Regions from separate parts of the Homo sapiens genome. Here region 1 is linked to region 2. Evidence: chromatin contacts called from ENCODE Hi-C or POLR2A ChIA-PET data. All regions are on one chromosome and are shown on one strand. The core of a region is the stretch at or near the end of the contact, and the rest is flanking DNA. Distances in the headings are between cores, read along the strand shown. Region 1 has its middle 17 kb from the start of PARP1. Region 2 holds the start of COQ8A (coenzyme Q8A).

Region 1 (2,700 bases), core at 154-2,653, 520 kb before region 2:
CAGCATGGGAAACACAGAGAGACCCTGTCTCGACAAAAACAATTTTTTTTTTCTGAGGCAGGGTCTCGCTCTGTTGCCCAGGCTGGAGTGCAGTGGCATGATCTTGGCTGACTGCAGCCTCCTCCTGTCAGGCTCAACTGATCCTCCCACCTCAGCCTCCCAAGTAGTTGAGGCTACAGGCGTGCGCAGGATGCTACAAGCATGCCAGGATAATTTTTGAATTTTTTGTATAGATGGGGTTTCGCCATGTTGCCCAGGCTGGTCTTGAACTCCTGGGGTCAAGCAATCCCCTTGGCTTGCCCTCCCAAAGTGCTGAGATTACAGATGTGGGCTACCACACCCAACCATTCTACAAAAAATTTTAAAAAGTTAGGTAGTCATGGTGGCATGGGCCTGTAGTCCCAGAGGTTGAGGTGGGAGGATGGCTTGAGCTCAGGGCTGCAATGAATTGTGATTGTGCCACTGCACTCCAGCCTGGGTGACAGAGTGAGACTCCGTCTCTTTAAAAAAAGACAAAAGAGAGAGAGAGAGCGAAATAGCAGTGCTTGGTAGACTGAAATTTGAAATCTGCTAGGCAGGGCTGTTGTCCTTTTAGGAAAAGGGATGGGAAACCAGCTGAGAATCTGAAGCTACAGGGAGAGCAAGGAACCAGCATCTGGGGTGAGGACAAAAGGATCTTAACGGCCAAAGTTACCTCTATTTGGCACCACCCTACTCCTCCTTTCCCTCTGGCCTATTGGCAGAGTGGAGCTTCTGAAGCAGGCTGCAAGTTGCCTTTGACTCTGATCTTGTTATGGGGTCAAGAACAATCTTTGCTTTTAAAATCTGGCTACTTATTAAATCTTTGAAGTTCGAAAGATTGACTAGGGCTTGGGGAGTTCATTCCATAGCCTGGAAATAAATTGCCCTATTGTCCACTAGATGGTGTTCAAAATACACACACTCACCCAGCACAGGCAACTCTGGAAACACACAAATCAACCTAATGAGGTGTGATGTTGATGAAAGAAACCCGCAAGATCTACTCCAGCCTGGGTTGGTTGTCTTGTTTAATTTGCCGGCAGCACACTTGGAGAAGAGATTTGGAAACTGGCAGGAGAGGAGGAAGATGCGCCTTTTAGACAATCCCTCTGGTTGCATTGTGAGGAAAGCTGCAAGGCTGCAGGCAGAGAAAATTGGGAGCTGTTGGAGCCATCCTGGTGAGAGGTGATGGCGGCCTGGACCAGGACAGTGGCAGTGGGAGGAGAGAAGAGGATAGTCCTAGGAGGCAGAAAAGGCAGGGGTTTGAGGGCAGACTGGATATAGCACTCTTTGAATTTGCTAGTTTCAATTTTTTTTTTTTATTTTTTGTTGTTTGTTTTTTCCTCTGCACGTTGTAAGCTCTGAAAGAGCAGAGATGTGGGCTTATCAGTGTATTTCCGGTGCTGCACAGAGTAGATACTCAATAGACTTTTTGGATAACAATGAATAACAGAGCTAACATTTTTTGCATGATAATGTGAGCCCTTCTAAGCACTGTACATGTATTAATTTCATTTATTACCCCTCAAATACACACCTGGGCCCTGGCCCAGATCCAAATCTCTGGGACAGAAACCTAGGCCAGTGTATTTTGAAAATCCTCCACAGGAAATCCTTTTCTTTTTAAATTTTTAATTATTATTTTTAGACATGGGGGTCTCACTATGTTGCCCATTCTGCAGTACGGTGATTACTCACAGGTGCGGTTCCACTACTGATCAGAACGGGAGTTTTGAACTGCTCCGTTTTTGACCTGAGTCAGTTCACCCCTCCTTAAGCAACCTGGTGGCCCCTTGCTCCCAGTGTGTCCGGAATTGGTGGGTTCTCGGTCTCACTGACTTCAACAATGAAGCCGCGGACCCTCGCGGTGAGTGTTACATTACAGCTCTTAAGGTGGCGCGTCTGGAGTTTGTTCCTTCTGATGGCCGGATGTGTTAGGAGTTTCTTCTTTCTGGTGGGTTCGTGGTTTCGCTGGCTCAGAAGTAAAGCTGCAGACCTTGGCGGTGAGTGTTACAGCTCATAAAAAAAGCGTGGACCCAAAGAGTGAGCAGTAGCAAGATTTATTGCAAAGAGCGAAAGAACAAAGCTTCCACACTGCAGAAGAATATCCCAGGAGGGTTGCCGCTGCTGGCTCCGGCAGCCTACTTTTATTCTCTTATCTGGCCCCACCCACGTTCGCTGACTGGTAGAGCCCAGTGGTCTGTTTTGACAGGGCGCTGATTGGTGCGTTTACAATCCCTGAGCTAGACACAAAGGTTGTCGAAGGCCCCACCAGAGTAGCTAGATACAGAGTGTCCATTGGTGCACTCACAAACCCTGAGCTAGACACAGTGTGCTGATTGGTGTGTTTACAAACCTTGAGCTAGAGACAGAGTGCCGATTGGTGTATTTACAATCCCTGAGCTAGACATAAAGGTTCTCCACGTCCCCACCAGACTCAGGAGCCCAGCTGGCTTCACCCAGTGGATCACGCACCAGGGCTGCAGGTGGAGCTCCCTGCCAGTCCCGCGCCATTTGGCCGCGCTTCTCAGCCTTTGGGTGGTCGATGGGACTGGGCACCATGGAGCAGGGGTGGCGCTCGTCAGGGAGGCTCGGGCCGCACAGGAGCCCATGGAGGGGGTGGGAGGCTCAGGCATGGCGGGCTGCAGGTCCCGAGCCCTGCCCCTCGGGAAGGCAGCT
Region 2 (2,700 bases), core at 134-2,633:
TTTTGAGGGCTTCAATATTTAAAGGGGAAAAGCAGGCTGGAGGGGGAAGATGGAAGGTATGTTCACATTATTGAAGCCACATGTTGCGATAAAGGGAGCAGGTAGGGCAACAGTTATGTATTTGGCGCTCAGTAAATCGGCACTTTACACAAGATAAGGTGAACATAGAGTGGAGATACTTCACCTTTAATCTGTAGCTATCTGCTTAGGAACAAAAGGAAAGGCAGTTGCATGACTCAGCTTTCAGTTTAATTTTTTTTCCTTTTGGCAGAGTGAATTTTCGTTTCACAATACCAAAAAAAAAAAAAAAAAAAAAGCGGGGGGAGGCTCAGAATAAGGAACAATCCTTTGGCTTGAGTATTTCATTTCATGAAAAACTAAATTGTTATTTCTTTTTTCCACAAGAACGATTAACAGAGCTGCAGACCAGTGTTTGGGGTCATCTGAGTGGAAATTGTCGAGCCGACTTTGGCTCATACGTTCCTTTTCTCGTTAAGGAGGGAGTGACGGGGCAAATCTGCGTGCTGCTGGTGGCGGTGCCTCCCAGGGCTGCTCGGCGGGGACGCCGAGGGCTGCACCCGAGCTCCATCCCGTGTTGGCTGCGCGCCCTCCAAAACCCCGGCTGTCAGCGACTGCGGGCACCTGCACGCCGACGAGACCGGCGGGCGGACAGCGACTCCGGTGAGGGTACTATCTCTCTACCCTCGGGGCGCGGGTGGCAGAGGCTTCCTGTTTTGAGGATGGCGCCACACAAAACAAGCATCCTTAGCCTGAAGGGCCCCGGCCGAAGGGCCGGAAGTGGAAGTGCGCGGCCTTGCCCGCCGCGTTTCCCCTCCTCGGAGTGCTTTTTGTGGACCCTGGGCAAGGGGCTCTTGCTACATAGAGAGGAGCAAAGAACAGGCATCGCCCGGTCCTTAAAGCGGCGGCACCCTCCACGCCCCGCAGTCGCGTCTGCTTGGTCCACAGCCTCCCCTCCCAGGCCCGCGCAGAGGCCCAGCAAGCACCAGTCTGGAGGCAACAAGCACGCAGGGGTGCCTTTGCGGCCACGCACACTGCATCGCAGTGAAAAAGGCTCCCGTTCTCAAGGCGCATGCGCGCAGGCCAGCAACTCCAAAGCCAGGCCTCCAGCCCCGGTTTGCTAGAGAGAAAGGTAGCCGGGAGGTGGGGAAAAGGAGAACAGGAGGGCCCTGTCCGCTAAGGTAGCCTCCCATTGGCTCCTCTTGCTCCGCTCTCGGTCGCGATTGGCTACGGGCCGGGAGCACGGGCCGAGCACGCTCCCACGCGCAGAGCGGCATTCGGCAGGCGGACGGCGGTGCAGCCAATGGGAGCGGCCCGCGGGGCGGGGCTTGTGAGCTGGGGCTCCCCCGGAGCGGGCGAGTTGGTAAACAGATCCGGAGCGCGTGGCGGGCGTCAGCGCGGTGGCCAGCGCGCAGAGGCGGGCGCGGAGGCGGCTAGAAGGTGACCGCGGATCCCAGCTTCCTGCAGCCAGGTAAGGCTGCCACCCGCCGGCCCGCCGCGTGCCCAGGCGCCGTCTGGCTGCGGCCAGAGCTGGGGTCAACACCCACCTCAGCCCTTCTTGCATTCTCTTCATGTGACAGCGCAGCTTCCCCGCGAGTTTCGCTGGCCGCGAGCCTCAGGTCCGGACGCAGTGGGGGCGCCTCAGTTGCAGGGTGGGTCCTCTGCAGCCGTCTCACGTCCCTGGGTCCACCTCAGCCCCTCGTTCCTGCTTCGGGGAGGAGACGAGGGCCACGTGCAGAGCCTTGGGTCCCTGGAACACGCCCGCTGCTTGCCCGACCGCCTTCCCGCTGCCGAATGCCCGTTGCCCATGCCCTTTGGTCGCCAATACAGCTTTGATGCTTCGCTTTCTAATAATGTTGTTCTTCACTCCCAGACCCCCTTGCACTGTGTGTCTGGGGCTCTAGGCTCGTTGCCGCTGGCTGCAGGTTTGGGTGAGAACTTTGACTTCCTTGGCTGGAGCCAGCTGTTGGGCTTCGCAGGTGGGAATTTTGTGTGAACTTGGGACAGGGGATCCTTTTTGATCCTTTCTTCCTTTCGCTTTTCTTTGGCCTTTCCTCTTCTCCAAACTCTGGGGGGTCTTGTGAGTGGTTTGGGCTTACTCCCCTAAACTCGAACCTTTCCGAGGCTCATTCTCACCCATTGCACAGAGGTAACAGCCCCTCTGCCAAACCCTCTTTGGGCGATGGGGAGTGCTGCAGGGGCAGGTTTGGGTGTTGGGACTCCCCATTTGGGTGAGAGATGTCAGGTTCCTGAAGGGTGAGAGGCTTGTGTGCAGTCTTCCAGCCTGAGTCGGGCCTACAGCCTGTTGAAAAACTTGTGCACGTTCACTTGGGCCTTGGATCTACGTGACAGGATTGAGTAGCTGGTCATGCCAGGCCTACCTGATTGCCAAAGGATTTGAACATTCCTTGATGCCAGCCTGCCAGTTGTCACGCTGTGGATGGGTAGGTCATCCTGGCAGGAGGGCTCTTGGGAGACTCTTCTTTTGGAGGAAGGCCTTTCTCCCGAGGAGAGACAAAAGGGGAGCTACAGGAGCAGCATCTGTAAGACTCAGGCGGCTGGGTGCGGTGGCTCACGCCTGTAATCCCAGCACTTTGGGAGTCCGAGGCGGGTGGATCACCGTAGGTCAGGAGTTCGAGACCAGCCTGGCCAAAATGGTGAAACCCCGTCTCTACCGAAAAA

The links. Hi-C counts contacts between places; a loop is a spot of excess contacts on that map. ChIA-PET counts read pairs that join two places held with the same protein, here RNA polymerase II (POLR2A). Pooled maps may share reads with other maps.
Region 1: a loop to region 2 is called in a map of CD4-positive, alpha-beta T cell, with 2.4 times the contacts of the local background. The contact joins the enhancer-like site here to the promoter of COQ8A in region 2. A Hi-C loop is called at or near these places in 1 of 168 maps with a recorded cell type or tissue (CD4-positive, alpha-beta T cell) and 6 of 50 pooled maps. POLR2A ChIA-PET finds 5 or more read pairs at or near these places in 2 of 52 experiments (CD4-positive, alpha-beta T cell and CD4-positive, alpha-beta memory T cell).

Annotation. Positions count from the first base shown.
Region 1 is chr1:226,423,753-226,426,452 of GRCh38, forward strand. No RefSeq gene overlaps it. Among named protein-coding and RNA genes, the nearest start is that of PARP1, 17 kb to the left of the region's middle. RefSeq lists a silencer at 892-941. Within about 2 kb of position 1,404, at least 4 of the 41 ENCODE cell types and tissues checked have a DNase peak (open chromatin) inside an H3K27ac peak, as active enhancers do.
Region 2 is chr1:226,938,911-226,941,610 of GRCh38, forward strand. It overlaps COQ8A (coenzyme Q8A), which reads left to right and starts at 1,384. Exons shown (of 15, transcript NM_020247.5): 1 at 1,384-1,489. RefSeq lists enhancers at 54-745, 480-529, 720-819 and silencers at 1,090-1,399, 1,450-1,609.